2 separate regions of the Homo sapiens genome follow, and region 2 is linked to region 1. Evidence: chromatin contacts called from ENCODE Hi-C data. All regions are on one chromosome and are shown on one strand. The core of a region is the stretch at or near the end of the contact, and the rest is flanking DNA. Distances in the headings are between cores, read along the strand shown.

Region 1 (6,714 bases), core at 2,210-4,709:
ATCAGACAGAACTGTGGTTCAGTAGGAAACTCACTAGTAAAAAAACATAACGTTCGTCCAAATTTAGACATTATTGAAAGACTGAGCATTTGTATTACTTTCCTTCTCATGAGGATTTTTTCCTGCACTAGTATAATATAAATACCACCCTGACCTTTAGTCTTTGCAACCTAATTGGTATTCAACTGTATAAGAAATTCTGTACCAACAGAACGGAGGGTATGAGATTCATTCACTCATTCAACAATACTTATTGAACAATATTTATTGAACACAGAGTTTGTAATTCCCTTTGTTCCAAGTTCTTCAGATACAGCAGTAAACATAATAGAAAAAACAATCCCTGCCCTTCTACAATATACATTTGTTAGAGGAGAGGGGAATATACAAACAATAAATTGAAAAATTATATAGTGTCTTATATGCTAATAAGTGTTATGAGGAAAAAATAGAGCAGGGTATCAGAGATTGGGAACACCAGTTGGGGTCAGGGGATTACAATTTTAAATAGTGTAATGGGAGCAAACCTCCATAAAAAAGTGTTGTTTGATAAAGAATTAATCAAGAATTGAAGGAGACTAGGGAGTGAGCCAAGTTCAGGAAGAGGCTTTAGGCAGAGGGCAGGTAGTGCAAAGGCCCTGAGGCAGAAACACATCATGGCATGTTTGAAAACTGCAAGGAGCCAATGTGATGGGAGAGAAGTGACCTAAGGGAAGAGTGGTAGGAGATGAAGTCCAGGAAGTAACAGGATGGAGAACTCAGCAGGTTACGAGGGAGTAGGATAGGAAAGTGAGGTGGGTGACACAGGATTAAGAACAAAGGGCTTGAACAGAGAGTAGGGCACAAATGAAAGGCATAGTATTAACTAGCATTTGAAGAGGGCTTTAAAATTGGCAAAGCTCTTTATTATACAATCTTTGTTTAAATTGTGTTCCTTCTCACTGTGCATCTTAGGGTTGGACAGTTTTACACGTGGGCTCTTTTTATCTGTAAAATTCCCCATTTTACAGATAAAGGGAATGAGGAACTGGCTGGCTGAGGGTCCTGCTTTTGACCTCCTACCAAGAACATCAAAGTCAGGACTTGAAAACAGGTCCACTTCTCTAAATCCTTTATCTCTGACTCCATTTCCTGATGCTGCCACCTCTGAAATCAAACAGTTACCAATTAACTATGTGCTGGAGACACATCATATCATTTCTCCGGGCCTAACTGGTAAAAATAGATGTTTGGCCTAGAACAATACATTCAATCATCTGTAATCTTAATCAAAATCACCAATATTTGTTTAATGTATTATGTTGCAGTCTGAAAGGATAGGCAAACAGCTGTAACAAAAGAATGTAGGGTTGAACTCTAATCATGATATTGTTAAACTTTGTGAAATCAGAATTTTTAAAAAAATTAAATGAAATAGAAAATATCAGAATATGTTTCACATAGAGGGTAAGTACTATTTTGAGCAACTTTTGTTTTATAGATATATAAACATCTACTATACATGTATATACATAATAGATGTAGATATCTATTTATCTAGAGAGAAGAATGTAGATGTATTTATGTACATTCTGGGTCCTCACCTAAAATATTTTTCTGACTCTGAGTCACCAAAAAAAAGTTTGGAAGCCACTTGAATAAGTGTAACTGCCATCTCTGCATTCCAGTAGAACTTAAACAAATATTTCTTTGAATGAATTGTGGTTTCAGGTAGGTGTTGGAGAAAAGAAGGGAAGATCAAGATTGGGGTGATAGATGCAAAAGAATGTATTGAAAAAGAAAAAAAAACTGAGAAAGAGAAAGATAACCCTGTGGTTTCCTCATTCCATCGACTCTCCCATAATCCCACTGGCTTCCGTCTATCTGCACACATTCATCAAACCCCACTAGACCAAGTTCCTTTAAGATGAAGACCTTGTTGGATCCTTCATTGTAACTCAACGACATAGGGGGCTATTCATAAATATTTATCTAATAAGTAGATTAAAATTTATATTTCCTGAGGTCTAGTTTTTAGGTGGTATCTCAGTTAAAGTTTTAACTTTTTAAAGATTTAAGATACTATCTCACACAACAGTGGCTACATTTTGTTTGTTTGTTTTGAGATGGAGTCTTGCTCTGTCACCCAGGCTGGAGTGCAGTGGTATGATCTCGGCTCACTGCAAACTCTGCCTCCCAGGTTCATGTGATTCTCCTGCCTCAGTCTCCTGAGTAGCTGGGATTACAGGTGCATGCCACCACGCCTAGCTAATTTTTGTATTTTTAGTAGTGACGGGGTTTCGCCATGTTGGTCAGGCTGGTCTCGAACTCCTGACCTCGTGATCCGCTCCCCTTGGCTTCCCAAAGTGCTGGGATTACAAGCGTGAGCCACCATGCCCGGCCAAGTGGCTACATTTTAATAGAAGATTCCTTAAGATCAAAAAGCTTCAATATTGAATTCTCCAGTCTCCAGTAGTGTCAGGCGTCACAGGAATCAATGAGAGAAGGATTTGTTGGACAGGTGGGTCTCTGTAACTTCTCTTAAATCATACCAGCATGGAAGCCAGTTACTCCCAAGACTAGATGTGCCCATTTTTTTTTGGTTGGAGAGCTAAGGGACCAGGCCAATCGTTTATCTGTGCAATGATTCAATGAGCGCACACGGAGTACTACTTAGTGTCGTACGCTGTACTTGGCACATGTACTTTCCTAGTGAATTGTGAAGTCCATCTTGAATTATTGAATTATTTGAATTATTTTCAAATAATTGAAAATTATTGAGTTATTTTCAGTTCAAACAGTTGCTTGCAAGAGAAAGGTGGAAAAACAAATATTTGGGGTTTGTAAATTTTGGGGCCATGTACATCTTAGTGTTTGCAATGAAAGCATTAGTTTGAAAATTATTTTACTTTGTTCTGTATTTTAAAATTACTTTTCAAGGTTTATGTTTTTTTCTAAATTCAAAATTCACATTTCAAAAGATTCTAATTTCTTAGCATATCAAGTTAAGTGGATTAAAATAAAATAACTTTTTAAGAATTTCTTGAGCAGCATGTCATTAAAAATACATAATATACATGTATACATGATAAAACAATATTAAGATCATTTTTATACTTAAAATGCAATTAATAGAAATCAATGTTCCAAGGCGGATTCTGATTTTTTGTGGAATTTTGACTTCTTTGTATTGTTAGAACAATTTAAAAGGATATGTTCTTCTGTTTTCCCTTTCCCTCCCACCTTCTTTTATTTTCTCAATATATTTAATAAACTATTTTCATACCAAAGCTCCATTCCAGATAGGACAAGCAATTCGAACACTCCATCCTGTGAACCAAGGCTTGTAAGAAAAGACAGGAAAGAAAGCAATAACTCCAGAGCATACACTGAGGATCCCCAGAGTAACAAGAATCCGGCCAGCAGCCTGGTAGAGGCCCTTCATTTTCCTTGGTGGCTTGAGGCCTTGGTCTCAAAGATGTTTTGTTACCAAAACATGAGCGTATGACAGGCCTCAGTAAATAGAAGTTTCTTAGAGACAGTAGCCACGACACATACGAACTGTTGATCTACTTGGAAACAAGATTCTATTTGTTTTACCAAAGATGAAATGTACTCAAATAGTCCTTGGCATAAATTTGACACAATAAATTCTAATAACAATTTATTTAAGAGAAAGAGAGAAAAAAATTATCCCTTGCTTTGGATTGCTGCCTTGATTCCCTTCATTCTGCCCTGTCCTGGGGAGTGACCACTTCCTGGCTTAATCAGATTCAAAGGCTTGCTGACTGAGCTAATTGTTTCTCAACTCAACCTGCCTAGTGGTTCCAGCATAAAGCCAACATCCTTTGTGTACAATAGATCCACATTCCCAGCACAATTTCCCACAAAACAAAGTAAAAATAAGCACCCTGGTCACTTTTCATTATATTTAATTTAAATGATTTCAACCCAAAGCAAGACCTTCACCTCCTTTCAAAGTTTAATTCCACTACAATTATTTTTGATAAAGATTTTTGATATGGATTCATTCCCAAATGGGCATGAACTTTATTATGGAGTTTTGCATTGTTTTCACTAAACCAGTTTCACCTTATTTTACTATTAATTTAATTTTCAATTAAAGTGTGATGATGGAAATGTATGCAGTTATAAAATAAAATAAACTTTGAGGAGCAATTCATCAGTTGAATAAAATGCTGATCCCCATTCATTCTTGAATCATAATTCTAATTTGAGATATTGAACTTAGGTACATTTAGGCAGTTACAAGTCATCTCTTACTTTTTCATGCATTTGAGAAAATGGTGTTATTTGATTTTGACTGATTGGATATATGTGGATGTCTGTTCAAAAAAATATCTTAAAAACACAGGTCAGTTTCTGAAGCCATCTGAATAATTTTCCTATTTAACATTAATACATTATTCCTTTTTACTGAAATAAAAGGATGAAAAATAATTTTATGAATGCAAATGAAGTGGTTTAGGACATCGATTTTGAGTCAGATGGAGCTGTGATCCGATTCTGGTTCCACTCTCTACCAGGTTTGTGTCCTTGAGTAAGGGCAAGTTACTTAACTTCTCTAGGTCTATTTATTCGTATGCGAAATGGGAATAAAAGTTAGTGTTTATCTTTAATGGATTTGGTTGAGAGGATTAAATGAGCTAAAACCATAAATGCCTAGCCCAGAGTTTAGCATAACGAAGATGTTCAGAAAGTTACTCTTGTTAAATTGGGATGTTCCACCTTTGGGGTCCTTCCATCGTGGGACAAAGGTGCACTTATTGTGGTTTTTTTTTAAATTCATCACCTTAAAAACATCATGTTTAACTCTTCCTGAACAATTTGGTAAAAACTCCCAAAGGACCCTCCCATATGTGGTGGAAAGAGAAGCTTCTCTCTGATTCTCTGCTTTTTTTCTTTCTGCCTTTCTGTCTTTAATAGCCATTCCACAGTTTGACCCAGATTTTGAAGCAGTTGCATTCCTGGATATACAGAATCCAGGAAACCAACTCATGCTTTCTGGTACAGCTGCTATTTCTTATCTCCTCTCAACACTGTGGGCTATATTCTCTGATTTTTTTTTTCTAACACCACTAGATAAATTTCACAAGGGCAGAGACCTTGCAAGTCTTATACATCCCTTAAATGTATGAGATATTCCCAGCGTCTACAACCTTGTCTGCATCAGAGCAGATACATATAGTAATAAGTATTTGTTGAATTAGTTGATTAATACATTAAACTTTCCCCTTTGTATTTGGGCTCTCCTGTCCCCCTGAAGCTGCACAAGTATAGAGCCATGTGAATCCACCACCGTCAATGAGTGTTGATGCTAGTTTGTTCCACTGATATGGGGGGGGAAGGGGTCGAGAGTGAAGAAAGACTTGTTTGTATTAGTATTTGGTTTGAGCTGTTTTGACTTTTTCCTTTACTTTTTATCTCAAGGTTATAGCTAGATGGTATGTCAATATGCTGTGGGTCAGATCACTCTCTCCTGTTTGCATGTTTGGAAAATAAAGACTGTTGAAATACTCATGTTAAACAGTACAAAGATGGCAAACAAAGAGAGTATTTTTTGTTTTAACTTGAAGGACCTTTTAAGTGCCTGTAACACTCACAGCCTAACCCTGACACTGCTATTGTGACTTATAAACCTGAATTTATTAGTGATTAGAGGAGCTGTTGCCACTTAATATAACAAAGAGAAGGAAGAGAGGTAGAATAGGGTTTCTCTCTGTGTGTTTTCCCGCAGGAATCTAGTCCCACTAATTTCATTAAAAAAAGGACATTTTCAGTGAGAGCAGCTACTAGGAAAGAAAAGAAAGTGTCACTGCTTCTGTCTTGGGCTTCCTCTCTGATCAGCCGTGTCTGTGTGCCCATGTCCTGGCAGCCAGCAAGGTTTATAGGGCCCCTGCTCCCTCTAGTCATCCCACGTGGCACTAACTGACTGCAAGTTGGGCCTGCAAGTTCTCCTAGGAGGTGGTGGTGTCAAGGTCGCTGTAGGCTGCTTTGCAGACTCCACCTTCTCCTCAACCCAGGGGATCCCAGGATCTTGGCTCAGGGAAAAAGGCGGTAGCTTCACCAAACACTTCAAGCCAGTTTTGCCACTGAAAACAAACAGAAAGCCCAAATTGACATTTTTATTCCAATGTTCCCCCCTCCACACCAAACACAAGAAATCATCAATCAATAAATCAGTCAAGCAAAATTAGACACTCAAAGAAGTGGAAGAACATCAGTGATGCGGAGAGAGGGAACCTGATATGAACATTCTCTACCTCTTTAAAATACATTCCTTCACATGTGAGCCTTAAAAATAACAGCTCTGTGGGGGCTATAGTCTTGGGATTTTTAAAGTAGGTTTCAAAGCTATGGAAGGAGTTCATTTTTGCCAAGTTAAAAGATAATGCAGCTCCAAACGAGAGATGAAATTAAAATGTTTTCTTTTCCTAGCAGCTTCAGATGACTAGCTTTATTTGTTTATGTATTAAAAAGGTAGCTCGTGTCCTAGAAAGAGTATGAGCTTTGGTGTCAGAAAGACCCAGATATTGAATATTCTATCTAATGCATACAAAAGGAATGAAAAAATTAGAAAAATTAACACTCGGTTAATATCAGTGCAATAAAGCAAAGATCATCAATAGATGTTAAAACCTTTGGATAAACGGAGAAAAAAATTACAATGCAAAAGAATATTTCTACCAAGTAGAAATATGGCAGCCACCTCAA
Region 2 (6,714 bases), core at 3,043-5,542, 820 kb before region 1:
AAGCAAGTCCTTAGAGACCTATAAAGAGACTTAGACTCCCAAACAATAATATTGGGAGACTTTAACACCCTACTGTCAACATTAGACAGATCAACGAGGCAGAAAGTTAATAAAAATATCCAGGACTTGAACTCAGCTCTACACCAAGCAGACCTAATAGACATCTACAGAACTCTCCATCCCAAATCAACAGAATATACATTCTTCTCAGCACCACATTGCACTCATTCCAAAATTGACCACATGGTTGGAAGTAAAGCTCTCCTCAGCAAATGTAAAAGAACAGAAATTATAACAAACTGTCTCTCAGACCACAGTGCAATCAAATTAGAACTCAGGATTAAGAAACTCACTCAAAACTACTCAACTACATGGAAACTGAACAACCTGCTCCTGAATTACTACTGGGTAAATAAGGAAATGAAGGCAGAAATAAAGATGTTCTTTGAAACCAACGAGAACAAAGACATGACATACCAGAATCTCTGGGACACATTTAAAGCAGTGTGTAGAAGTAAATTTATGCACTAAATGCCCACAAGAGAAAGCAGGAAAGATCTAAAATTGACACCCTAACATCACAATTAAAAGAACTAGAGAAGCAAGAGCAAACACATTCAAAAGCTAGCAGAAGGCAATAAATAACTAAGATCATAGCAGAACTGAAGGAGATAGAGACACAAAAAACCCTTCAAGAAATCAAAGAATCCAGGAGCTGGTTTTTTGAAAGGATCAACAAAATTGATAGACCGCTAGCAAGACTAATAAGAAAAGAGAGAAGAATCAAATAGATGCAATAAAAAATGATAAAGGGTATATCACCACCGATCCCACAGAAATACAAACTACCATCAGAGAATATTATGAACACCTCTACGCAAATAAACTAGAAAATCTAGAAGAAATGGATAAATTCCTGGACACATACACTCTCCCAAGACTAAACCAGGAAGAAGTTGAATCCCTGAATAGACCAATAACAGGTTCTGAAATTGAGGCAATAATTAATAGCCTACCAACCAAAAAAATTCCAGGGCCAGACAGATTCACAGCCAAATTCTACCAGAGGTACAAAGAGGAGCTGGTACCATTCCTTCTGAAACTATTCCAATCATAGAAAAAGAGGGAATCCTCCCTAACTCATTTTATAAGGCCAGCATCATCCTGATACCTAAGTCTGGCAGACACAACAAAAAAAGAGAATTTTAGGCCAATGTCCCTGATGAACATCGATGCAAAAATCCTCAATAAAATACTGGCAAACCGAATCCAGCAGCACATCAAAAAGCTTATCCACCACGATCAAGTTGGCTTCATCCCTGGGGTGCAAGGTTGGTTCAACATATGAAAATCAATAAATGTAATCCATCTTATAAACAGAACCAAAGACAAAAACCACATGATTATCTCAATAGATGCAGAAAAAGCCTTTGACAAAATTCAACAGCCTTCATGCTAAAAACTCTCAATAAACTAGGTATTGGTGGGACATAACTCAAAATAATAAGAGCTATGTATGACAAACCCACAGCCAATACCATACTGAATAGGCAAAAACTGGAAGCTTTCCCTTTAAAAACTGGCACAAGAGGAGGGATGCCCTCTCTCACCACTCCTATTCAACATAGTGTTGGAAGTTCTGGCCAGGGCAATCAGGCATGAGAAAGAAATACAGGGTATTCAATTAGGAAAAGAGGAAGTCAAATTGTCCCTGTTTGCAGATGATTGTATATTTAGAAAACCCCATCATCTCAGCCCAAAATCTCCTTAAGCTGATAAGCAAATTCAGCAAAGTCTCAGGATACAAAATCAATGTGCAAAAATCACAAGCATTCCTATACACCAATAAGAGACAAACAGAGAGGCAAATCATGAGTGAACTCCCATTCACAGTTGCTTCAAAGAGAATAAAATACCTAGGAATCCAACTTACAAGGGATGTGAAGGACCTCTTCAAGGAGAACTACAAACCACTGCTCAATGAAATAAAAGAGGACACAAACAAATGGAAGAACATTCCATGCTCATGGATAGGAAGAATCAATATTGTGAAAATGGCCATACTGCCCAAGGAAATTTATAAATTCCATGCCATCCCCATCAAGCTACCAATGACTCTTCACAGAATTGGAAAAAAATACTTTAAAGTTCATATGGAGCCAAAAAAGAGCCTGCATTGCCAAGACAATCCTAAGCCAAAAGAACAAAGCTGGAGGCATCATGCTACCTGACTTCAAACTATACTATAAGGCTACAGTAACCAAAACAGCATGGTACTGGTACCAAAAGGGAGATATAGACCAATGGAACAGAACAGAGCCTTCAGAAATAATACCACACATCTACAACTATCTGATCTTTGACAAACCTGACAAAAACAAGAAATGGGGAAAGGATTCCCTATTTAATAAATGGTGCTGGGAAAACTGGCTAGCCATATGTAGAAAGCTGAAACTGGATCCCTTCCTTACATGTTATACAAAAATTAATTCAAGATGTATTAAAGACATAAATGTGAGACCTAAAACCATAAAAACCCTAGAAGAAAACCTAGGCAATACCATTCAGGGACATAGGCATGGGCAAGGGCTTCATGACTAAAACACCAAAAGCAATAGCAGCAAAAGCCAAAATAGACAAATGGGATCTAATTAAACTAAAGAGCTTCTGCACAGCAAAAGAAACTACCATCAAAGTGAACAGGCAGCCTACAGAATGGGAGAAAATTTTTACAATCTTCCCATCTGACAAAGGGCTAATATCCAGAATCTACAAAGAACTTAAACAAATTTACAAGAAAAAATCAATCCCATCAAAAAGTGGGTGAAGGATATCAACAGACACTTCTCACAGTAAGACATTTATGCAGCCAACAGACACAGGAAAAAATGCTCATCATCACTGGCCATCAGAGAAATGCAAATCAAAACCACAATGAGATACCATCTCACACCAGTTAGAATGGCAATCATCACAAAGTCAGGAAACAACAGGTGCTGGAGAGGATGTGGAGAAATAAGAATGCTTTTACACTGTGGGTGGAAGTGTAAACTAGTTCAACCATTGTGGAAGACAGTGTGGCAATTCCTCAAGGATCTAGAACTAGAAATACCATTTGACCCAGCAATCCCATTACTGCGTATATACCCAAAGGATTATAAATCATGCTACTATAAAGACACATGCACATGTATGTTTATTGTGGCACTATTCACAATAGCAAAGACTTGGAACCAACCCAAATGTCCATCAATGATAGACTGGATTAAGAAAATGTGGCGCATATACACCATGGAATACTATGCAGCCATAAAAAATGATGAGTTCATGTCCTTTGTAGGGACATGGATGAAGCTGGAAACCATCATTCTGAGCAAACTGTTGCAAGGACAGAAAACCAAACACTGCATGTTCTCACTCATAGATGGGAATTGAACAATGAGCACACTTGGACACAGGGTGGGGAGCATCACACACTGGGGCCTGTCGTGGGGAGGGGGGAGGGATAGCATTAGGAGAAACACCTAATGTAAATGTCGAGTTAATGGGTGCAGCACACCAACATGGCACATGTATACATATGTAACAAACTTGCACGTTGTGCACATGTACCCTAGAACTTAAAGTATAAAAAAAAAAAAAGAAATGCTTCAGGGGTTGCTTTTATTAAAAGAAAAAGCCTTACCAAGAACTCCTCTCTATCTGCCTAAAAATTATTTTTTAATAACTCCTGTATTATTACCAGGGAAGGCTCAAGAGAGTGATGTGCTGTTGAGGAAGAGCTGAAGGAAAGGGGAAAGATGGGGGTGGCTGTTTGATCCAGAGTGGTCAAGCATAGAGCTATGCTGCCATAGTCACTGAGCCCAGGAGAGTTACAAATCCTTTCTGGGCCTTAGTTTCCCTTTGGGTAAATATGTGAAGCTATATGTTAATTTAAGATGTAAAATCTTCTAGTTTTATGATGTAGGTTTGAGAATAAATGTACTTATGTGCCAGGTCTGGCCCACAGACCCTGGCTGAGCAACGGATGAAAAAATGTGTGCAGACACAGGTTTTTTGCCTGGCTGCACAGCTAGGGGACCGGGCCACTCACAGACACCAAGGAGGGTGCTATAAAGAGTCAGCAGCCACAGCCCTGACAAGCTGGTGCTACAGGCATTTATTTAGTACAGATTTAATGACTTTGAGTCAACACATCTTGTGAGTAATTAACATGGTTGTCCCCCTGGAGAGAGCAGTCCTGTGCACAGATGATTAAAGGCCAGGTTCTGAGGCCCAAGTAAACTAACTTAACCAGATCAATTCCTTTATACTTGCTTGTTAATCTGCCTTTTGCTCTCAGCCTCCCGATAAAAGAATTTGGCTGCCTTCAGCCAAATTATCTTTCAAAGCTTTTGCAAAACCTCCCAGCCTTCCAAGAAGGTTTTTGTCTTTCTCTATAACTTCTATAATTTTTCCCACCACCCTGACCAAACTCCTACACTCATGAATGGCAATAGAGGGTGATGGTTGAGGGTTTTGGAGCCAGAATGCTTGGGTTCAAATCCAGTTCACCATTTACTGCCTGAGTGACCTTGGGTGATTCACTGACCCCCCGTGGTCTGAGATTCCTTGACAATGAGAACAGTGACTAGCAGAGAGCAAACGTCAGCACACGTGAGCTACTGCCCTTGACATATCCTGTAGACTATAGGAGGATTTTGGAGCTAAGCCAGTATTTTGGCAATATGGAAACTACTTGTTTTCTGTGTTGATAGTAAAAAAAAAAAAAAAAAAAAAAAAAAAAAGTTTTGGAATTGGAAAGAGACAACCTTATCCTTTTTGCCCTTCCTGAGACTGAACTGCAGCCCTAGAGGTTTTCTGGGAGGAAAAAAACCAAATGTTTTAGGGTGACAGGGTTAGAGTGTTAAATCCGTCTGTGAGCTCTTTTATTTCTCTGAGCTAGATTTTGTTATGTAGTGGCAGTAAGGTTCTCCTTAGGTTTGCTTTGTAGCTTGTCATGAAATTCCTGGATATTTGAGGAAACAATTGGAAATTTTATAATTGTGCAATCTAATGAGAGAACCCTACTATTGCCTACTTATTTTGTGCTTTACAGGTTGGCTTAATAATTCCGTCCAATACTTTGCTATGTGTAGAGGGTGCCACTGTGCTCCACATAGAACCCTTTAGGTCCATGCATGCCCTCATGTGGGACAAAAGGTTTCCTCTACAAAAATAATTCTGAGTAAAAGAAATAAGGGAAGAAGGACAGGTACAGGAAAAATCCCTAGCCAGATGGCGATCCACCAAAGGTCTGGAACCTGAGCAGGTGCCCATTTTTATGGTTATTTCTTATGCGCTAAACAAGGGTAGATTATTCATGCCTCCCCTTTTAGATTATACAGGGTAACTTCCTGATGTTGCGGTGGCATTTGTAAACTGTCATGGTGCTGGTGGGAGTGTAGCAGTGAGGACCACCAGAGGTCACTCTCATTGCCATCTTGGTTTTGATGGGTTTTATCCGGCTACTTTACTGCAACCTGTTTTATCAGCAAGGTCTCTATGACCTGTGTTTTGTGCTGACCTCCTGTCTCATCCTGTGACTTAGAATGCCTTAACCATCTGAGAATGCAGCCCAGTAGGTCTCAGCCTCATTTTACCCAGCCCCTATTCAAGACAGAGATGCTCTGGGTCACATACCTCTGACAAACTGACTTGCAAAATTCCTGTAGATTTATCATTTGGTTTGTGAGACCCAGCAAGAGCTGGTTTCAGCATACCAGTGAAGGGCATTGCCAAAGAGAATGGCAGGTTAAAAAAATGAAAAATGTTAGGCAAGTTATGCTTGACTGCAAGGGGTAGGGTGGTGAGAAATGAGGTTCCAATGTAGAGTGGGACCAGACTGGAATGCCAACTTTAGATTTTTCTTTTTTTCCTGTAAGAAACAGGAAGTCAGCAGAAGTTTTTAAGCAGGCAGGTAATGTGATCAGCCTTTCAGGGTAGAAACTCTGACAGCAGTATGCAGCAAGTTATAGAGAAAGACTGTTATCTAGAATTCAAGTTAGCAGGCAAGTGCAGAAAATAATGAGCATCTTAGCCAAGGCAGCAACGAGAGCGGGGGTGGAGCTGGGGTAGAACTTGGTCAGAAAACGTTGGCAGGTGGAGTTAATAGGGTTTGATGAGGTGATTGGAAATCATGTGAGAGAAGAAGCTGAGGACAATAGTAAGGTTTCTAGCTTAGAAGTTAGACTTATGGTTAGATAATTGAGAATTTGTGTCGTTAATTGCTCTAGGGGTGGAGAAGGGAGAGTAGGCCATATTAATTTTGAGGAGCTTGTAGGCTAGATCCTGGAGATGTTTGGAAATATGTATGGAAGCTTGAGAAAGATAGATCAAGGACTAGAAATCAGTATATGAATACAGGTCATAGGCTTTGAATTTAGTAGGCTGCTGGTAAATACTTCCTATTTGCCATGATAGTACATTGGCTTGCTCAAGGAAAGAAGGAATTGTGAAGTCGAATGAAATAAAAAATGGAACTTTTGAGAACATCATCATTTAAAGGGCCAGTGGTCAGGAGTGTAAGAACCAATCAATAAAAGACAAAAAGAAAATAAAAATGGGGGGAGTGGGGGATGAACTGTTAGTGTGGCAAGAAAAACAAGAAACTGGAGAAGAGGGAAGAAAGTTTCAAGAAAGCACAAGTTGTCAAATGTCTGCAGTGAGGCCAAG

The links. Hi-C counts contacts between places; a loop is a spot of excess contacts on that map. Pooled maps may share reads with other maps.
Region 2: a loop to region 1 is called in a map with no recorded cell type, with 4 times the contacts of the local background. The contact joins the enhancer-like site here to the promoter of TMEM212 in region 1. A Hi-C loop is called at or near these places in 2 of 168 maps with a recorded cell type or tissue (K562 and PC-9), 8 of 37 single-sample maps with no recorded cell type and 10 of 50 pooled maps.

The regions. Positions count from the first base shown.
Region 1 is chr3:171,840,094-171,846,807 of GRCh38, reverse strand. TMEM212 (transmembrane protein 212) reads right to left here and starts at 3,459. Exons shown (of 5, transcript NM_001164436.2): 1 at 3,266-3,459. The coding sequence starts at 3,424.
Region 2 is chr3:172,656,914-172,663,627 of GRCh38, reverse strand. The region is part of intron 1 of NCEH1 (neutral cholesterol ester hydrolase 1); the gene reads left to right. Among named protein-coding and RNA genes, the nearest start is that of NCEH1, 51 kb to the left of the region's middle. Within about 2 kb of position 4,292, at least 3 of the 41 ENCODE cell types and tissues checked have a DNase peak (open chromatin) inside an H3K27ac peak, as active enhancers do; they include PC-9, where a contact is called at or near this core.